2 separate regions of the Homo sapiens genome follow, and region 1 is linked to region 2. Evidence: chromatin loops called from intact Hi-C (ENCODE). Cell type or tissue: HepG2. All regions are shown on one strand. Links, peaks and the distances in the headings refer to the core of each region. The heading gives the core; the rest is flanking DNA.

What was found. Peaks named below come from ENCODE experiments on the same cell type or tissue, not always from the same donor. Only the 100,000 strongest peaks of a DNase experiment are listed, where the experiment ranks them.
Region 1: a loop joins it to region 2, with 7 times the contacts of the local background. A loop is called at or near these places in 2 of 110 quality-filtered maps.

The regions. Positions count from the first base shown.
Region 1 is chr1:3,287,996-3,298,228 of GRCh38, forward strand. The region is part of intron 3 of PRDM16 (PR/SET domain 16); the gene reads left to right. It overlaps LOC124903828 (collagen alpha-5(IV) chain-like), which reads left to right. Exons shown (of 2, transcript XM_047436627.1): 1 at 1-6,172; 2 at 6,206-9,280. Among named protein-coding and RNA genes, the nearest start is that of ARHGEF16, 160 kb to the right of the region's middle. RefSeq lists enhancers at 5,270-5,564, 7,903-8,403. In HepG2, for the core only: a CTCF peak has its summit at 5,772; DNase peaks (open chromatin) are centred at 4,356 and 5,566; H3K4me3 peaks cover 1,791 bases.
Region 2 is chr1:3,214,270-3,224,502 of GRCh38, forward strand. All of the region lies in intron 2 of PRDM16 (PR/SET domain 16), which reads left to right. Among named protein-coding and RNA genes, the nearest start is that of MIR4251, 91 kb to the left of the region's middle. RefSeq lists enhancers at 2,997-3,765, 4,587-5,130, 5,131-5,673, 7,302-7,844, 7,845-8,387. In HepG2, for the core only: no CTCF peak of the experiment used is centred there; a DNase peak (open chromatin) is centred at 5,232; H3K4me3 peaks cover 1,120 bases.

The DNA of each region.
Region 1 (10,233 bases), core at 2,686-7,685, 74 kb after region 2:
CCCTGGGCTCAGGGGTGGGCGGAGGCCCTGACCAAGCCCAGGGCCATGGGGGCTACAAGGAGGCAAGGCCCCTAAAGTCAGGCAGGGCCAGCTAGCTGCCCGGCCATAGGAGTCTGTCCACACAGCGCATGACAAACAGAGTGCCCAAGGAGCCAGCTGGTCTTAGCCTGGCAGAGGTGCCAGATAATCCAGCACTGGAGGCTGTGGCTGTGGAAGGCTGGCCTCTGACCCTCATGCCCCCAGGCCCAGCACTTGGGACAAGCAGCTGAGACCTAGGGGCCTGCGGTGAGGAGGTCCCTGGGTGTCCTGTGTGGACCCAGGCTCAGGGGCAAGGCCAGGCAGCTGGGACCCTTCCCACTCCCCGCTCTGTCTCTCTCCACCTCAGTTTCCAGACAAAGGCCTTCTCTGGGCTCTATGTCCCACGGCTGGAAGGGAACGCCCTCACCTTGAGGGCTCCAGCCTGCTTTTTCTGAATCCCAGGGTCCTGGCTGGGAACGCTCAGATGTTGAGACCTGAGCCTGTGGCCAGGAGTGGTGGCAAAAGGGTCCTGTGGGCCCCCAGCCCAGCTCCAGCCCAAGCGGGGGACCAATGCCTGTGCTCACCTAGGGGTCCTGGTGGGACCGAGGCCACCACCACCCATAGCCCCTCCCCCACCACCCCAGGGGCTCTAAAGATGCAAACCTCCAAGGTGTAGATAAGAGAGACCCAAGTCCTGCAGCCAGGAGGGGCAGCCTCTCCCTGCAGGAGCCAAAGAAGGGCAGAGGGGCAGCCAGCCCTCCCTGCCTTGCAGCAGGGAGCAGACATCCCTGGAAGGGGCAGGGGCCAAATGTCATGTGCAGGGTCCAGGCTGCCCCTTCTGGGGGAGGAAGTAGGGCCTCCTGGGTGTTCTCCTCCCACATTGACCAGTGCCTGCTGCCCCTGGGTCTTTGAAGCTTCAGAAGTTCCCTAGAGTGGAAGAGCAGACCAGGGGCCTGCCATCCTTGCGTGCTCACCACCTCCTCACAGGGCCTAGGGGCAGGGGAACTTGGCTGGCTGCCCATGAGCCCCTGGCCGAAGACCCCAAGCCCTGCAGAGGAGGAGGCTGATGCTGCATCTGGGGTCCCACTGCCTTTTCCCTCCTGTGCTTGTCGCCCGGCCCCTGCTACAGGGCTCAGGTGGGAACACCTCTGCGTGGAGGGAGACCCACCAGTGTGGCCACGGGCAAGGCCCCTGATAAGGTCACAGGTGGGGAGGACCAGGGCTGCTGAGACTGAGGCCCAAGCCCCCTGCCTAGGCCCCCAGAGATTCCTGGGTGCGCTGGCAGGGAGGGGGTCAGCTTGGAAATCTGCAGGTGGGCAAGCTCTCTGGTGTCCCGATGCCCGCCGGAGTCTGAACGCAGCCCCTGCAGGTGCCAGATGGGTGTCTGTCGACAAATTCACAAGTACCTGCCTGCAGCGAGTTCCCACCTGCAGCTTCCCCACGCTGTTTTTGTTTGGTGCTTCCAGAAATCATTTCATCCTCCTCACCCACACTGGTGCCCACCCTGTGCCAGGGCTGGGGGCTTGGGTGAAGGAAGCCCAGTCCCAGTGCCCACAGCCCAGCAGGAGGAGACAGACACATTAGCAAGGCCTGCGGGCAGGTCAGGAGCTGGGCGGGTCCACGGTGAGCCCCAGAGCTGCTGGCAGAAGCGAGGATGGCCTTCCAGGGGAGGGAACGGCACAGGCAAAGGCCCTGGGGCAGGACAGCACGGATGTGTCCATGGAACATGGGACAGCCACGGCCTTCACAGCTGCTATGCCTGTGGTGTCGGCTCTAGTTCCAGGGCAAAGGATGGAAAGAAGGCCGGGGCCCCGCTCCCACCCAGGAGTCAGGACCCCACTCCCTCCAGGGCACCGAGACCCCACTCCTGCCCGGTCACCAGACCCCACTCCCTCCAGGGTGCCAGGATCTCACTCAATCCAAGTCACCAGACCTCAATCCCTCCAGGGCACCGAGACCCCACTCCCACCCCAGGCGCCAGGACCCCACTCCTGCCTGGGGCTGCCCCTGCTGCTGTGCCTCCCCTGGTGGAGCGGTTTCTGGCTTTAAAAGTGTGCTCGTGAGCGCAGGGTGTTTTTCCTGAATGAAAACTCACAGAGTGCATGTGTCATGCTGATGTGACAAACCCGGGCGCTGTTCTCCTGGGTATCACACCCTACGACTCCAAGGCTGGCCCGGCACAGGGGCTCCCCTTGAGGTGGGCAGGTTTCCAGGCATTTGGAAGTAGACATGGGAAGGAAGGAGCGACGGGGTGGGAGGGATCTGCCTGCCAGCCCACAGGGCTCAGGGGTCCTCAGAGGTGTCGCCCCTTCCATGCTCAAAATGGCTGGAAGAGGAGAGCCTCTCAGTATCCCCACCTTATAGATGAGGAGGCACAGAGAGGGGGAAATTTGCCGGTTCCCCAAAGAGCCTGCTGCCTCCACCTGCTGTGTTCGAAGCGGTGATTTTTCTCTTGAGGCCCCTGTGTCCTAGCATTTCTGAGCTCAAAGGAACCTGTGTCTGGCCAGCCCCTCCCATGCTGAGGACAGAGGTGAATGCTTGGGACAGCGAGAGGTGGCATCACTGAAGAAGCCCCGTGGCTCCGGCTCCGTCTGCAGGATCCCTCCCAGGACGCAGTGGTGGGCCCAGGCCGGCCAGCGCTGGCTGAAGGAGCACTGTCCCCACAACCCAGGGAAACAACAGGGCTCCAGGGGGACGTGCAGGGAGTGGAAGAAACTCAAGCCGGGAGCTGTGGATCCAAAAATATTGCAGAGTTTCCCGAGGCAGGCCCTACGAGATCCCTGAAACGGGATACGCCGAGCTGAACTTGGCCACATAATGCCGCTCTGTTTGGGAAGGGCCCGGAGCACTGGGGGCCCGAGGTATCTTTCAAAGAGTGATGGTTACGGAAATTAGTGGTGCAGAAATCCATACTCATCATTCATCGGGGGCCTTATTAACCTTCTTACGATGTGATAGGAGCGGCTTGGCCTCCTGACTCCAGGGGCCTGGGAGAGGCCATCCTTGTCTCCGGCTTGGAGGAGAGATGCAGGAGGATCGCCCAGGCAGCACCGGCCCCACCCGCTTCCGGAATCCTTGGAGACACGAGTAGCAGTTTCCTGATGTGATACTTAGGTCATGAGGCAGGGCGTGGACCAGGACGATGCACAGCTGAGAGCAGCCCACACGGCCTCTCTCGGGGTGGCAATAACACTGCCTCAGAGACTGGAGAGAGCCAGGCCCAGGAGACCCCAGTCAGGGCGTTCCCAGGAACAGGGAACCCAGAGAGGCCTGGGCATCACACACACCTGCGCTCACAGTGGCCCCACCTGGACCCCTGGGGGACCCACCCTTCTTCCCCTTCTGCCCCTGTGTTGCTTCCTCTGCACCGCAGGGGCCAGGTAGCTGCCATGGAGTTGTCTGCAGGTTAAGGGAGGCCAAGGAAAGGCATCTGACCTTTGGAAGATACCCCAATAAACACCATCCGCTGTCATCACTGATCCAGCAGCTGAAACATGGAAGGGCCAGCTCCAGGGGCCCACAGGCCTCGCAGAACTCAGAGCTCCACACTCCTCCCGCCCCTGCCCATCCCCTCTTGAAGGGGCCTCACCAGGCCATGGGCTCCCTATTAAGTAATCACATCAATGTCCATTTTAAATAAGGTCTGAATGCTATGAAGCACCCGTGTTGGGTCAAGGCAGCTCTTGGCAGTGCGGGGGAGCTTGTTAGAAATGCAAGTCCCCTGAACCCCAGCACTGGGGGAGACGGGGGTTCTGTGTAAATGCCCGGCAAGAGAGCTGCATTCCAGTTTGAGACCCACTGGGTTGGACATAGCAGGTGAACGCTGGTCCCAACAGCTTCTCTCCTCGAAGGGAACAGTGCACCTCCCACTGCTCGAGACCAACCTGGGAGGCTCCCAGGGCCCCTCCTGGGCCTGTCTCCCCCCACACAGCAGGTGCCTTCTCCCGGGCTCCTTTGGGGCCTACCCGGTGCCTGGCACCCTCAAGATGCCTTTACATCTTGTGTTTTGGGCTTGGCCGCAGGACCCCGCAGGAAGGTGCATGGCCGCTTCAGCAAGGCTGGCGGAGAGGGCAGATTTTCTGGGCCCACAGGCCTTGGCAGGATGCTGGCCTCTCAAGGTTGCACTGACAACCTTGGGCACGTGACGGATTTATTGAGGGGAGAGCAGGTTGAGCTGTTCTGTCCAATGCCGTCGCCAGGAGGAACCTGCCGTGGCCCGGCCTCAAGTCCTGTTACTCAACACTTGTCTTATTATGCTGCAAAGCCAGAGCAGAGCCGAGGTGATAACGCGGGCACGGCAGGCCCGGGCTTTCCAAACCTGCTCATTTTTAGCCCCTGGGAATCAAAGTGGTGTCCGGCTCTGTCCCGCAGCCTTTGATCCTCCGCCCAGTGTCTCCAGCGAGAGAGAAGCAAAGAACACAGAGAGATAAACCACACTTGAGCCGTCGCTCTCCGCCTGGCTGCGCCTCTATCTGGGGCCGCAGCGTCCCCCGAGTGCTGAAAAGAGTTCTCCTGGTGAGCGGCACCGTGACCTTCATTCTTGACCGCGCTGTCCGGATGAGAGTGGCTTGTCCAGACGAGAGTGGCTTGTCCAGACGGAAGGGGAAAGGACGGTCTGCCTGCTCTCCTGAAGGGAAGGGCCAGATAGCGAGGGAACCCACCTCCCTTCCTGTGGGGTGGAGGTTTGGGGGTGGAGGTGGCCCCAGGAGACAGGGGTCACGGAATTGGCGCGAAGGGAAGAATGGGGAGCCCAGGCTGAATGTTCTCCACCAGCACATCGGTGGGGGCTCAGGAGGCCAGTCCCATTGCCAAGCGATGAAACTCTTGTATCTTCGAATGGCCTGGGTGGGTTTCCGGCAGCCAAGAAGCGTGAGCAGCCCTGTGGAAGGAGGGGAAGAGGCACTGGTCTTTTCCTGTTTGTCTTCTGTGGGTTGACCCTCACGGAGGCACTCCGCTCCGGGCATGACCTCGGACTCTTGAGGAGCCTCAGTTCGGCTGTCTTTCTGCAGTTAATTACTAGGACAAGGGAACACATCCAGGTGCCTTTCACAGGGACATCGCCCATGAGGGCAGGGACTGCACCCTATTGACCCTATATTCCACCCCAGCTCCTGGCACTTGGCCGGGGCTCAGACACGTGTTGAGTGAAAAACTGCACATTTGGGCAGAGTTACCAGCAATGAACCTGCCTCTGTAGAGGATCCTAAGTCGGGGCGAGGGGGCCCTCAGTGAAGCCTACAGAAAGCCAAGCAGCCCAGGGGTTCCCTCTCCACCTGAGAAGCAGCGAGACCCTGTCCAGGTCAGCGGGACCAGCACCGCATCCCAGGCCACCCGTGTGTCAGCACATAACCTTTGAAAACACCGTGAATGCCGGCTTTGATGATAATATGTGGGTAAAGGTTGTATTGCTATCTGGGTGATGATTCATCCGTCTGTGAACCGGGACAAGGAGGTAATAGGAAGGCGCGATGGCCAGGGGCAACGTTGGAACGCAAACTTATCAGAGGCAGTGAACTCCGCGCTGCACTAAATAGAATTCCATTATTGTTTCATAAATAGAGAGATTGAAGTACCCAGGCCAGGAACCGATGATCAGAGGGGAATGCGTTTGAGCTCCGCTCTGAATAGTATTTGTTCTGAGTAAGTGGTTGTCTCGGCTAATAGTAGGGTATTTCATTGTTAAGAGCTTGTTGAGCAGGATTTATGGGTGAGTCCAGCACGGCTGTTTGTGCAGGATGCTCAGTGGTCGCCAGGGGTCCGGGAGTCGGCAGCAATGTTGTTCCATCCTTTGTCGGCTTCTCCATCTCCTGGTGAACGTTGCCCCTTGGAGAGGCGATGGCGTGGCCCGGCCCCGGCAGGTGTCTGAGGGCCTGAAGGCACCCCCGTAATCCCAGCACACTCGTGGGTGCCGGCAGTGTGTGAGTGCGTGCGTGTTGTGTGTGCATCTGTGAACATATGACAGGATTCGGGTTTCTGGCTTCTCTAGAAGCCTGGGCTAGGCCATTCCCCTGCCTCACTGTGGCGGCTCCTTACTCCCCCGGGGGCCAGGCGTTCCTGCCATGTGCCCACCTGAGCCTTGGCAGTCAGAAATGATGGTACCTACCTAGAACCTGCCTACCAGGTAAACAGGCGAAACCTAGAACCTGCCTACCAGGTAAACAGGCGAAACCTAGAACCTGCCTACCAGGTAAACAGGCAAAATCTTGTCAGGTATAAAGAGCTTCTCTTGGGGGCAGAGTCTGCTGGCTAGGAATTGCTGTGGAGTGGGGGTGTATCCAGGCTGGAGGGCACCCCCGGACTTCTCCCCAGGGAGAAAACAGATTGAGCCCTTCTCTCCATCTTCTCACCAGCTGTGGTTTCAGAGGCACTTCCAGCAGTCCTGACCCCACCTCAGGGTTTTCTCTTCCAAAGGGGCTACAGGATTGAGGTAGGGAGGGGCCCCAAGAGCCTCTGACTTCCCCCCAGATCACCAGGTAAACCCATGGGTCAGTGTCCAGCCCCTCTGCCCCAACATCAGCAACACAGCCCTCCATTCCAGGGCCCCTGTGTGTCCCCTTCCTCCTCCCCCCAGGAACATCCCCGGAGCAGCCCGCGTTAGAACAGGATCCCGACGGATCCCGTGCTGCCTCCCCTTCAGCCAGCGCCATCCTCTGTCCCCCAGGCCTCGCGGGCTGGGCTGCGTTTGGTTGAGCATTGACAAAGTCACCTCCATTCTCCTCCAAGAAAAGCCCACGAGAGACTCAGAGGCAAGTGCTCATAAAGAATCAAACACAAACCAAGCCCAGGTCCTGATCACGGGCACGGCCAATGTTTTTGTTCTTATTTTCCCTTTTCTCTGATCACACGTACAAACCAGAACCAACCCCACGTGCCTTAAGAAACACAGACCCAGGGGAGAGGGGTAGACCCCACGGAAGTGGCCATCGGTGTCAGGCCCCGTCTCAGGGACATCTTCCCCCGCCTGGTCACTGCAGGCAGGCTATGGCAGGTTCTGGGGTGGTTCACCCCTGCACCCTCAGCCCCACTGGGCTTTCTTCGAGGTGCTCTCCTGCCTGTGGGCCCAAACTGTTATTTAAAAGCCACCTCTGCCTCCCAGGGCACCCAGGTTGTGGCCAGCCCGTCTGTACATTCTTGGCACTGCTGAGGTGAGATGCATGAGGTCCCTGCTCACAGAACGAGGAGCCAGGCCATTACAGCTACAGGGTATCCAGGAAAGGCATCAGGTGGCGGGCAGGACAGCTGGCTTGCAGGGTGAGCCCCTCCTGGCCTCACTTTCCCCTCTTTAAATGAGGGTGCAGCTCATCTGAGAATAGGTAGGAAGGTGCCAGTGCTGGGAGGGGACTGGGTGGCTCTCTGGGCTCCTCACCGCGGCTGGTCCCTCGGGACTTCCATGATGGGCTCACGGAGGTGCGACTTCCTCCCAGATCCCTCGAGGACCCCCTACAGCCCAAACCTCCAGGAGCACCAGCGTGTGGGGGCTGGGAAGAGAGTGTCCTTCAATGCAGGTGTGCAGGTAGCCATGCACATGTGCGGGGTGAACAAAAGGCCCCTTCACTGTCACCTCCCCGGGGGCCGTAACTCAGGAGCCGAGCGTCCTCCTCTCCCTCCCACCGGTAGCAGCAGACTTGACCGCCAGGCTCTGAGGCCTGCACACCACGCTCGCCCACAGTGGGCTTTGTTTAGTCTGGGGGAAGCTCCGTTGACAGGGTTTCTGGGCGATGGGCTCTTTTTTCTTCCGAATTCTTCCAGAATTCTGTAGGCTGAAGACACCACGCGTGCAGCCTGAGGGGAGAGTAAATAACCCTGTGAAGTGGGGAAGTTCCTGCCTCTCCGGAGGGCTGCCATGGGTCAAGCTGTGCATGGTGAGAACTGGGGTAACTGGGGCGTGACACCTCTGCCCCCACAAGAAGCCCACTGAGACAGGACCTGCCCTCCCCAATCAGAAGAGCTTGTGCAGTGGAATGTTCCAGAAGGCCTGGGTGGGGCTGGGCAGGAGGAAGAGCCTCAGCAACCGCACTCCCATCCTAAGCTGGGGACTTGCCCGAAAGGACAGCTGGAGCCATTTTCAAGCCTCAGCCTGGGCGGTCATCTGCTCAGATCCACTCCGAGGGTCTCACTTCCTTACGTTCCGGAACCGTACGGGTCATGGTGGAGCGTCCTGGGGAAGTGGCTGTCGGCTTGGTTAATGGGTCCCTGCTGGCTGTGAGGCACACGACCAGTGCCCTCTGGAGCTGCCGTCCAGCCCCAGTTCCCATCTGCAGGGACCCAGAGTCACATTCGCCTCCTAGAGAGGTGCTCAGAGTCGTTATGGTCCGAGAGGCAGCCAGGGAGCTGCAGAAATGGACATAAACCCGTCCATTCTCCTGCAAACACTTCTCCTTCCTCCACTCTGTGCGGAACTGGGGCCGGGGGCAGAGGTAGGAATGGGCACAGCCTGGCCTTCCGGAGCCTGTCACTCAGTGGAGGAGGCGAGAGGCTCCACCAGCCCTAACCCGGGGCCTCGTGTTGCTGTTTGATGTGCAGGAGAGGAGAGAGGCCAAGAGGGAGCCAGGAGTGGCTTCCAACAGGGGGACCTGGCCCAAAGCCAGGGGAGGCCGTGGGTGCCTGTGAGGGCAGGGTGGGCACATGCCAGAGGTTGCCATGGGGGTCGTGTGTGGACCAGGATGGGCAGCCTGGATGCAGAGAGGGGCTGAGTAGGAAAGGATATGGCCGGGAAGGAGGGCTGATTTGTTTTCAGAAGAATCTTTTCGTGGAACTCTCGTGTGCCATTGTTAAGTGCAGATGTTCCTGGACTTGGAATGGGGACAAGTCCCGATAAACCCACTGCGAGTTGAAAATATCCTAAGTCAAAAACGCAGTTCACACACCAAACCCACCGAGCAGCACGGCTTAGCCTCACCCACCTTAACGCGCTCAGACACTCATATCAGCCTACAGCTGGGCAAACTCATCTAACACAAAGCCTATTTCAGGGTAAAGTGTTGGCTGTCCCACATAATTTATTGAATACTGTACTGAAAGTAAAAACCATAATGGCTGCGTGGGCCCTCAGTGTGCGGTTTCCACTGAATGCGCGCAGATCTCAGACCTCGTGGGGTGTAGGAGCCCTAAGGGGAGCGGTCAGCCCTTGTCCTCTGTCCGCTTTCTGCCCAGTGGCCCCTCCAGGTCCCGGCGTCTCCTTGGACTCACATTACCAGCATTTCTGTCCATTTCGGGTGAGACCCGAAGCAGCGAGACCCTATCCAGGTCAACGTCTGGTGAGAGGAATTTTTTTTTTTTTTTTTTTTTTTGACAGAATCTCGCTCTGTCACCCAGGCTGGAGTGCAATGGCGCGATCTTGGCTCGCTGCAACCTCCACCTCCTGGGTTTAAGCAATTCTCCTACCTTAGCCTCCTGAGTAGCTGGGACCTCAGGTGCCAGCCACCACACATGGCTAATTTTTGTATCTTTAGTAGAGACGGGGTTTTGCCATGTTGGCTAGGCTGGTCTCAAACTCCTGACCTCAGGTGATCCACCCACCTCAGTCTCCAAAAACGGTGGGATTGCAGGTGCGAACCACTGCGCCCGGCCTGATGAGAGGATTTTTGAGGACTGAGGGTGGCTTTATAGCAGGCAGGTAGGGAGCTGGTGGTGGCAGAAGGGATAAGAGAGGGGGATGAGGCTCCTGGCATCAAAATGAAGCTGGCACCAGGCCGACTCCTGCCCACAACACCACAGTCTGGAGCGGCAGGAAACAGGGGACAGGGAGGGAGTCAGGGAAGGGCTGCCCGATGGCAGGAAGGGACCAAGAGAAGAAAAAAAGTCCAGGGTCCCACATTCCAGGAGTAAAAAGGGAATAGAAGCCCCAAAGGGAGGCACAGCCAGACTGTATGGCAAGCTCCGCAGGGGCCAGACTGCATGGCAAGCTCCACAGGGGCCAGACTGCATGGCAAGCTCCGCAGGAGCCAGCTCTGCAGGGGCCAGACTGCATGGCAAGCTCCGCAGGGGAAGGCTCTGCAGGGAACAGCACGTCACCCAAGGTACACTAAGGAAGCTGCTGAGAGTTCTGCAGCACCAGGGCGATGGAAGTTCCAAGTGTGGGCCATGCACTAGAGAAGGCTTCTGAGAGCCAAACCTCTGGGGCTTGGGAATACGTGTAAGTGACAGCATCTTCCACTCCTTAAATCAGTAGATTCCCGTCAGGCATTGATCAGAGACCCTGAGTGTGCAGGGGAC
Region 2 (10,233 bases), core at 2,854-7,853:
AACCCTAACACTCTGTTTCTATGCAAAAATAATGCCTTTCTCAGTTCAAATGCTGCTAGGCGACCCAGGGCGATGGCGGCTTTTAAGAGCTGATGTCCACCCAATAGCACCGTCAGACTCGCAGGCCTCAGAACTCCAAGCCCTTGGTCAGGTGCGGTGGCTCACATCTGTCATCCCAGCACTTTGGGAGGCCAAGACGGGCAGATCACCTGAGGTTGGGAGTTCAAGACCAGCCTGGCCAATGTGGCAAAACCCTGTCTCTACTAAAAACACAAAAACTAGCTGGGTGTGGTTGTGCACACCTGTAATCCCAACTACTTGGGAGGCTGAGGCAGGAGAAATGCTTGAGCTCAGGAGGCAGAGGTTGCAGTGAGCCGAGATACATTACCACAATAGCATCTCGCAGGGGCAAGAATGGCTTCAGCTAAGTTAGTATCATCCTCAGAGACAGATTCTTCTTATTCTGAATAGTGTGTTGGGCCCCTGTTGGGTGCCTGGCCCTGTGCTAACATGTTCCACATCAGACGAGATACCAACACATGGGGAGATGGTTACAATGAGCTTGATCTTGACCGTTGGGGAGCTGTGGCCCCAGGATGCTTCTGTGGTGAATACAGACCTTTTGGCTGGGCAGGGCCTGAGACCCTGGTGTGATACCCTGGGCATCGTCCCCCAAACCTTCCTTTCAGGGCCACCGATCTTAGAGGTCAATGCCGCAGACCTGACAGTGGGGACCTGTGTGTGGGGATTGTGTGGTCAGCTGATCAAGGTATTTTTTCAGCCAATGGGACCGTATCCAAACATCATCAAAGACACCATCCCATCTGCTTCCCCATCGCTGCTGTTGGTCCTGATGTCAGTGTTGGGCTCCTGGATAGCCTGGGTTGAGGATTCTATCAGAACCAAAAGGACATCCCCAAGAAGTCCACTCCTACTGCTAAGGAATCTGTCATTCAATAAACAGGATCAGATGGCACAGAACAGAGCGGAACCCGACCTCTGTGTGGATGATCCACAGGTGCCACTGGGACCATGTCAGGAAGAAACAGCCATGTCGTGGAAGTGCAGCCAGGCCCTGGGGACAGGCAAGGCCCACGGGGTCCAGGAGAACAGGGCCTCCAGGAGGGTCATGGGTCCCGGGGACAGGCAAGGCCTATTGGGGTCCAGGAGAACAGAGCCTCCAGGAGGGTCATGGGTGGAGGCGGGAGAGAGTGGTTTGTGTGGGGTGGAAAAGAGTGGTGCAGGAAGGAAGGTGGGGGCCCTGCCTATAGAGCCAGCAACCTGGCTGCAGCCCCACCCTCCCTCCACCGAGCGGACCAACCCAGAACCCCACAGGGGCCCTGTCCTCCGGGGACCTGTCGAGTCAGTGCTCCTCTGCACGGTGGCTCCAGGCCACCCCTCCCTTGGCCCTTTCCCACTGGGCGTGGAGGGACGGCCGTGGCCTTCCCCTGCCAGCCCCTGCCCTCCTCCTCGGGTGCCCCCACGTCCTCTGGTTTCCCCTCAGCTCTCACAAATTCTGCCCGTGTCCGCACCCTCATTAATCAATGTCAAGGCGCGGCGTCGGCAACAAGGGGCGCATTCTTCCCCGGCTCCTCAGCCTCATACATCCCATTGTTCCCGGGGCCGATTCAGATGGCAAGAAAACAGCCTATGCAGCACATAAAAGAGATGAGGCAAAAATGAAAAGAATCAAGGGAGAAAAAAGAGGAGGCATTTTTCCCCCTGAAACACTCGAATAAATACTCGGCAATGATAATTTAAATTATTCATACATTTATGAAAACATCCATTGAAAACCCAAGTGTATGATGCTCTTTGTCTCTGTCTCTGTCTCTTGTTTGGGATTAATCTTTACTGTAATTCGGGCTGGCCGTGGCCCCCTGACAAAGGCCACACTCTCTTTCCATGGGAAAAATGTTTCCACATATCCCAGCAAGGAGCTGGGGAGAGATTTGTGCTGACGAGGCAGTGTCCAGGCCCCCGAGATGCTGAACCAGCCATGTTCAAGAAGCGTCCAACCCGCAGAAAGTACAGTGGGTTGTCACAGTGCTGTCACTCCAGTGACATCCATGCCACGGGGCTGGGAAGCCAGAGGGGCCTCCACAGAGAGGAGACCCACAGAGCATGCATGCTCCTGCAGGCCCCTGAGCCCACCAGGGAAGGAGAATCCAAGAGCCTTCCCCAATATGGCCTGCGTGGGGAGACACACCCAGACACATCCCCACCCAGGTCTGGTGGGTTGGTGGGTTTCAGATGCCCCCGGTGGCTGTCCCCCGCCGAACCAGGCCTAGTTGTCACATCACAGCTGGGCACACTCAATGACCTGCCATAGAAGGCTGAGGTGGGCATCCTAGCAGGCTGGAGCTGGGCATCCCAGAGTCTCCCCAAACCTGGGGCAGGAGTCAGGAGCCACACTGTCCGGAGGCTGTGGTTGGCCTCACGAAATCAGAGAGTCTAGGCCCATGCCTGAGACTGGAGATGCTGAAACCATTCTTGATATTGCAGAGGGCGGGGCTGTGGCTGTGGCCATCAGCATGGAACTGGAGGGGACAGGTTCCTGTAGCCAGTCATCCGTGACTGCCATAGAGTTCAGGTGCCCACTGTCCGCACCTCTGTCTTCCTCAGCCTCCCAGGCTCCTGGTCCCTCCCTGGGCCACCACTGTCTCTGACAGCCTGAAGCCACCCACTGGGATTGCGGCAGTTCCTCTGTGAATTAACTCGTAGCCTAGCACTGTTCCATGTCCAAATGTTGCAGGGCAGCAGGGGAAACGGCACCCTCTGTGTGGATAGAAGCACGCTTTCTGTGTGGTGTTTTCCTCCAGGGCTCCGTGACCAAAGCTCATTCCCAAACAGGATAAAAAGCCCCGGGTGGCCTTCTCCTCACACACCTTTCACCGTGAAACGGGCATTCGCCCGTGTGTGAGTTGATCGGCAGTGATTTCTCTTCCCTGGAAGTGACCCAGAATCCATTCCTGGGCGGCTGGCGTCCAGCTCCTTAGCCTGGGTTAGCGCTGGGGATGGGGCGGCCACAGCAGTGGGCGCACGGCAGCTTGCAGGCTGTCAGTTCAGAAGACGCTGCAGCAGCTGCTGGGCTGCCCCCCAGCTCTTCTCGGCTTATTTGGTCTGGAATGGGAGCAGGGATCTCATGGGAACAGCCCTCCTGGTTGGATTTATGGCTTCTCTGGTTTGGGCCAGGTCAGAACTCAAGAGGAAAACCGCTCCTTTCTGCTCCTTATTCCAGATGAAAGTGGATCTCAAGAGTGCCTGGGAGCATAAACTGGCCTCTGTCGAGCTTGGCAGCCATGCTGAGTGCGCTGGCCTAAGTCTACGGCGAGGGTGAGGGGTTCTCCCAGCCACTGTGGCTGAGTGCACGCTGTCCAGAAGCAGCGTTTTCACTCACGGCCCTGCTCTTCCTGGGGCCAGGTCCCCGTGCCGTGCATCCCGGTAGATCTTTTTTTTCAACACGGGAGAGCTCTTGAGAAACTCAGCCCAGTTTTCCTTGAGGCCCTGCGAGTTTCATTTTGGGCTGGCTGGGACGCGCGCTCTTCCCCCTAGAAGTATTCGGGATGCCGCCTGCATGCTACCTCGCTCACTCCCAACTCTGCTCCCCACACGAGGTTTTGGGGTGCCCCCTTGGACTGCTGCCACCGGCCTCTTCCCCCTCTTGCCGGCCCTCCCTCCTCTGTCACCGATGTTGGGGTCTGGGAAGGTAGCCAAATGCAGGAGGACACCGGAGCAATAAATCACCCCTCATCCAACATCTGCAGGCCCTGGGGCGAGCCCCTCGCTGCCGCCCCCATCCCATCCCTCGCCACAAAACACTATTGTCGTGGCCAAGTGAAGAAGAGTCGCCTGCACTTACAAAGGGCCTCTGCAGCCTGGCGTGACGGCCAGAGGAGGTGCCTGGCTCTCGGCAGGGAGCCGCAGGGCTCTTTCTTCCTCTCTGGTTCGTACTTCTCCTCTCTCATGGGGGTCCCCCAAAGCCTTTCATTCCGGCTTCATATTCACATAAAGACATCAAGAAAAAACCCAGCAGAAAGAATTATTAGGCATGGCTGTCAAATGCTTTATCGGAGAAGGGGGGAGGGCAGTAACCCGTTAGGTGCTGGCCAGCAGCCCCAGCTTCCCCAGGTATCCCCAGGGGGCAGCCGGGGCCACCTCGGTGTGCGGGAACAGGCCATGACACACTTGGGCACACCCACCCACTCCAAGGCACACATACGCACACGTGCACACAGATGTGCCCGCCCGCACAGGTGGGCATCGGTGGGGCCTGTCTCTTCACCAAGTTTTGAATGGCTACACCTGATCTCAAGGCCCTTCCTTAGAAAGGGATGTTCTCTGCCTTCCTTCTGGCTCTTTCTTTCTTTGTTCCAATTAGCAGAAGATGCTTCCTCCCCTTATCCACACTGGCAGGTGCCTCTGCCACCTTCTACCCACGAGCTGGGGTCTTTTCTACTCTTGGCAGCGAGGGGTGGCTGAAATCAGATGTGCCCTGGAGGCCAGGCCTCAGGACGCTCCTCCCCCAGGTGCACGCTCAGCGGACAAGGTGGACAACCCGAACCACGCTTGCTCAGAAATCCCGTAACCCAGCTGGCATTTTTGGAGACGTGTTCTCCCTCTTCCCTGCAAAGAGCTTTCTCACAGCTCACCCTAGACAGTTTTGCCACCTGCCAATCCCAATGGCTTTCCGAAAGTTCACAGCCTGGGGCCCAGCTCTCCCAAAGGAGGGGTCCTCGCGTCCAGTGCCGGGCTGAGCGGAGAGCTGCAGGGGAGAGGCGTGTTCTGCACACTGCCGCGAGGAGGGCCTTTAGGATTTGTGGTGAGGGGCACCCCAGGGTGGGCAGTACCTCAGGATGCATTTTCAACACAGCCTCACGGTGCACAGAAACCGAAAACCGCATGCCGACAAACGGCTCCCTCGGCAAACATTTTTATTTCCAATTAGCAAAAGAAAAATTGCTAATTTGCTGCAGTTGGACCAGGCTGACGTCTCAATCTGCGGAGTGTCAGCGCAGTGAAAGAAAATGTTTCACACTGTGTCGGCGAGAGCAAGCAGCTCTAAAGAGGGTCAGGGCAGCGGGCCCAGAAACCAGATTGACTGGCCACAGCGCTAAATTACTCACACAAGACACACATTGTCTGCCGTGCCAGCTCCCGGAGGACCTGCCTTCTCATTCTTTCCCCTTGGAGCTGGGGCGGGGGAAGGGGTCCAGCGTGGGAGGAGAGCGCAGGGGGCTGGCAGGCCCTCGGTAGGGCAGTATCATCTTTGGGAACAGAGAGAGTCAGAAGCCGGGTTAATAATTACCCAGGTCTGTCTGCAGTGTTCGGGAACAGGACGATAAAATTCTCCCAGATCCCCGCCACAGCTCTGCACTCGGGAGATTCTGTGCAGATAATGTCCCGCAGGAGTGAGGGCTGAACATGGCAGGAGCAAGGGCTGAACATGGCAGGAGCGGCCATCTCTCTCGCCCTGCATTTCAAGGCTCTGTAACCGCCCGCCTGCCCTGCTTCACCGACTTCGGGAGAAACCCCCATACCTCACGGGCGCTGTCTCCCCACCTCTGGCAAGCCGGAGGAGGATATCTCAGCAAAGCCAGCTCCCCCACAGGCATGAGGTCCCCCGGATCCACGGAGCTAGCACAGGCCATGGACCCAGACCGGCGGAGTCTCCCTGGGGAGATGGCGAGGCTGCGGTGCTGGCCACAGATGTTTGGCGCTGAGGTAATAATGAGCCTCTCCTGAAAACCATTGACCACGTAACCTCAGACAGTAAAAGCCCCCGAGTGGGCTCTCAGAGGATCTAAATGGGTTTGCCTGCATCTCCAGACATAGCCCTCATTTTGAAGAGACATTCATTCCGTGCCCACACGCGCCGGGAGGAATGCATCTTGTCCTCGCCGTGCCCACGCCGTCACTCCGTCTGCGGCACCTTCCTCCACACATCTCTGTGGCCCCACAGCACGCCCAGCCTCCCAGCCGATGCACACAAAACCTGTCCCCAACACCGTGGGGCCACGTCACAGGCATCATAGCAGCCGGCCAGGGCAGCCCCAGGACCTGTGGTCTGTCCTGGCTCAGACTCACGCCCAGGGCCAATCCAGGAGCTACCTGCAGCCCTCCCCGCGTCTGCCACCTTCCACAGCTCTGTGGGCCTGGGACCTGGTCACGCAGGACCAGCACAGGTTGGGGCAACATTGGGTCGGCAGGGCTGAGAAAGCCAAGACCTGCTTGCAGGTGCAGGGGCCACAGGAGCAGCCGGCCCACCTGGCCTCGAGTCTTGCCGTACCCCCAGGCTGCTGTGGTTCTCCTTGGCCTGAAATGCAACGGAAGGCTGACTTTGGGGATGGTCTAGAGGGGCCCTTTCTTGAAAGGACACCATTTGGTCTCTCTCCCCATTCTCTGGCAGTTCCTGGGTGTCACTGGGAGAAGCTCCCTGGATGACAGGTGTGCAGGGGCCTGGCAAACAGGAACCCAAACAGGGAGGCAGCCCAGGGTGCAGGGCTCGTGCATCTGCTCGCCTCCTCCAAGGGTGCTGCTACAGTCTGCATGGGGAAGCTCCTCGCCTTGGTCTCTTTGAGATAAGCTGCCCAGGGAGGAAAGGGCCAACCTAGCCCAGCCTTGGGAGAAAGTGCACCACAGTGGCAGAGCCAGCCTCTTCCAGCCCTTTGACACATGGTGATTTCAGAATCCATCCCATCAGGCCACTTGATGCTCAGACTCAAGAGAGGGAGACCCTGTCTGGGAGCAGGAGTCATGTTTACAACCCAGGGTGGTCAGTGAGGTGGAGAGGGGGGACGGGTTGCCAGTGGCTGGGCCTTGGAATTTCAGCTGGCCATGCCGACACTGGCTTAGGGCCTTGGGACGTGTGCAACCTCACCGTGTGCAACTCAGCCTCAGCATTCGGTCTCTGGCAAAGATGGGCAGTGCCCCACAGCCTCTGCCTCACTCCGCTCTTCAGGGAAACAGTCTCTAGACTAAGAGAGCAGAAGACTGGACTCTGGGCCTCCCGGTTCCAGCGCTCAGTTGCCTGCTGTGTGGCCTTAAAGTCATGAGCCTCTCTGAGCCTCCGGTTCAGCGTAACAGAGACAATCAAACCGGATCATGTACGTGGGACTTTTTTCCAGAAGATGCAAAAGCTGCTTGGATTTGCTGTGTTTGCACAAATGACAGGCGCTTGCAGCTGGCCTCACTGGGGAGACTCTTTGTCCGGCCTGCACCGACTCTCTAAGCACTGCATGTTCTTTAGTCAAAATAAAGCATTGCTGGTCGGGCCAGCAGTCACAGAGAAGTCTGGCTTCCAATGAACGTCATGCACTGCGCTTGCTTGGAGAGCAGAGGCAGGGGCAGCCTCTTGCATTTCCCCCTTCTCCCCTCAATGCCTGCCCGGCCCTGAAATGTCCACCCTGGGCATGTGGGACACACATGGATGCCCCCATGTACACGCATGCACACACATACACATGCACAGACGCACATGTGTGCAAACAGTGACATGCATGCGTGTCTAGGCACATGTACACACAAACACAGGTCGTGCATGCAAAACACATGTGCACACAGATGTCCACACACATATACAATTTCCTCATGGAGAATTCACTCCCATCCTGAGGCCCAGAACCTTGGAGCCATCCTCAGAGTTTGCTGGGTATGGAGAAATCTGTGCAGGAAAAGCCACAAATTTAGATGGGGATACAGTAAACTTCATGAAGTAGTCTCGCGTCTTATCTGCTCCCTAGACCCTGGAGGGCGTCCACTGCTCCCCAGCAGAGGTCTGCAGGCCCCGTGCTGGCAGGAAGTGAGGTGAGGGAGGCCCAAGGGGAAGGAGGGGCTGTTGCAGGTGCGTTTGCAGGGCCAGCCTCCGCCACAGGTGCCGTGACCTTGAGCTCAGGTCCCACCCCCTGACAAAGCAAATAACCAGCCAGAGGGCTGCCCACGTGGGTTCCCTCCCACCCACCCAGCCCAGCCTCCCCCAGTGAGGAGCTGGTGACGACAGATGTAATTCCCCTGGGAGGGAGCGGTGCCCCAGCTGCTGGCCCTGAGATGTATTTTCCAGCGTTCTGAGCTGGAAGAACAAGCTGAGGCTCCAGCAGGCCTGGGTGCTGGGACTTCCTCTTTTTTGCTGAGGAAGGTCTCTCTCCCTCCCTCCGCCATGAGGAGTGGGGGCTCGCAGCCTGTTGCCAACTACCCCGCCTTTCTTCCCTCCAGGAAGCCTCTCCTTCGGCCTGTGGTCGGCTTCAGGAGGTGGAACCTGCGGGGCCCCTGCCAACCAATGGTGCTGGTGCTGGGTGTGTTTCATGGCCCTGCCCAGCAGGCCTCATGCACCAGCTACCATGCAGGGGAGGGCCTGCTCCCCATCCCAGGGCACTTAGGCCCAGCCCACACCCCAACGTGAGACTCTGGGGCGGACTGGGCATGGGTGCTCTGCAGGGCCCCTGACTGTCTCCAGCGTGCAGTGGGGCGAGGACCAGCATCCCCATTCCCAGCACTGCAGTGGATGCAGGCTTGGTTCTGGATCTTTCCCCACATCCATCTGTGATTCCTGGGCTTGTGGTTTCCAAAGCTGAAGCCTGATGTGAGGGCACTTTGCATCCAAAGGGGCCTGGAGAAAGTGTGCAGTTTGCCCTCAAGGCCGGGGTGGAGTTTGGTGGGTGGGTTGGGGAGCAAGACCAGGTTGAGGGGCATTTGGATCGGTCAAGACATCCCCAGCTCCAGAGACTCCCAGACATGAGCGTGCGTGGGGTAGCATCTGCAGATGGAAGCTCCTGTTCATAGAGGTATCCTTGGAGCAGCCAAGGTGGCCCTGCCTCCGCCGTGGCCAAAATCAAGGCTTTTTTTTTTTTTTTTTTTTTTTTTGAGACAGAGTCTTGCTCTGTTGCCAGGCTGGAGTGCAGTGGTGCGATCTTGGCTCACTGCAACCTCCGAAAATCAAGGCTTCTTTCTGGAGTCTGGGAATTAGCAAATGAACACACCCTGGGCCAGTTTTAACTAGGGCGCGGCTCATCGCAGTGTTGATTACGGAGTTGCTATCGATTTTCGTGGGGAGCAAACGTTTCTGGAGTTTACGATGCCTGTTATCGTTTGGCTGCTAGAAGCGCTGCTGATGAGCCGAAGTTCATCTTTTGTCTGGAATGTTCCTGGGCTCAGGCATCTTCCCCAGCTCAGGAGTGTCACGCCTCACACAGGTGCTGACCCCACGCTCACCCCCGGCATGCAGGCATTTTTCTCTTAATCGTGGCAAGAGGGAGAAAGACTGGCCATCCAAGTACGTGATGGTGAATCTAGAATAACATTGCTTGGATTTTCTTTTTCTTGAGCTCAAACTAAACTCATCCAAAGCCTGCTTTACCTCTCAGGGCTGCAGGGGAATGCACCATCAATTTGAGTGTTGGGTCTGCATACTCATGTCAGCCCTAGGAACTAACTTCTCAGTCAATCACAGACCAGGTGCAAGAGGTCACGCGATACCAGGGCTGGGGATCAGCCCCCGGAATGGAGGGGGTCGGCGGAACAGGCAGCGAGAACCGGGAATAACCAGAGTGGGACCAGCACAGGGGTGCAGCCTCCTGTCTCATCACCCACCTTGTCCACTGCCTTTTTCAACTTTAAACACCGTGAGCAGATGAACGAGGAAGACAGTTTTCCAACCCCATCTGAGGCGTCTCCTCCTTTTACAAATATTAAGATAAACGGGTATCACTTTTGGAAATTTTATATATAATAGGAAATCTATGGCACCGATCAGGGATTTCTCTTCCAGGGAAGCTATTGTGTCAGGTAAAGAGGCGGCCATACATCAGCCGGCTCTGCCCCTCAAATAGATAATCAATTTCCCTGAAAGCATCAATAACCAGAGTGGACATTTATTGCCCCGTGGATGGTTTATCTTTGGGGCTGGGGACAGCAGGGCCGTGATGAATACCAAATCTGCCAGGGAACACAATTAAATGCTGCGAAGATAAAGGATTTTATATCGTGCACAAAAAAGCAATCAAATTCATAATTGAACTCCATTGCATGAAACCAGCCAGAGATAAATATCACACCCAAAAGTGTATAACCTGGGTGCCGTGTTATGGGTCAGGCGACAGTGTTGCCAATACCCAGTAGTGTCTCCCTCTGGAGGCCCCGGTGCGCCCCTCTCGCTGGGGTACCAGCTTCCAATTGCCACTCTCTCTCCCTCTCCCCTTCCGCATGTGCCCAGGGCCACTCTCTCTCCCTCTCCCCTTC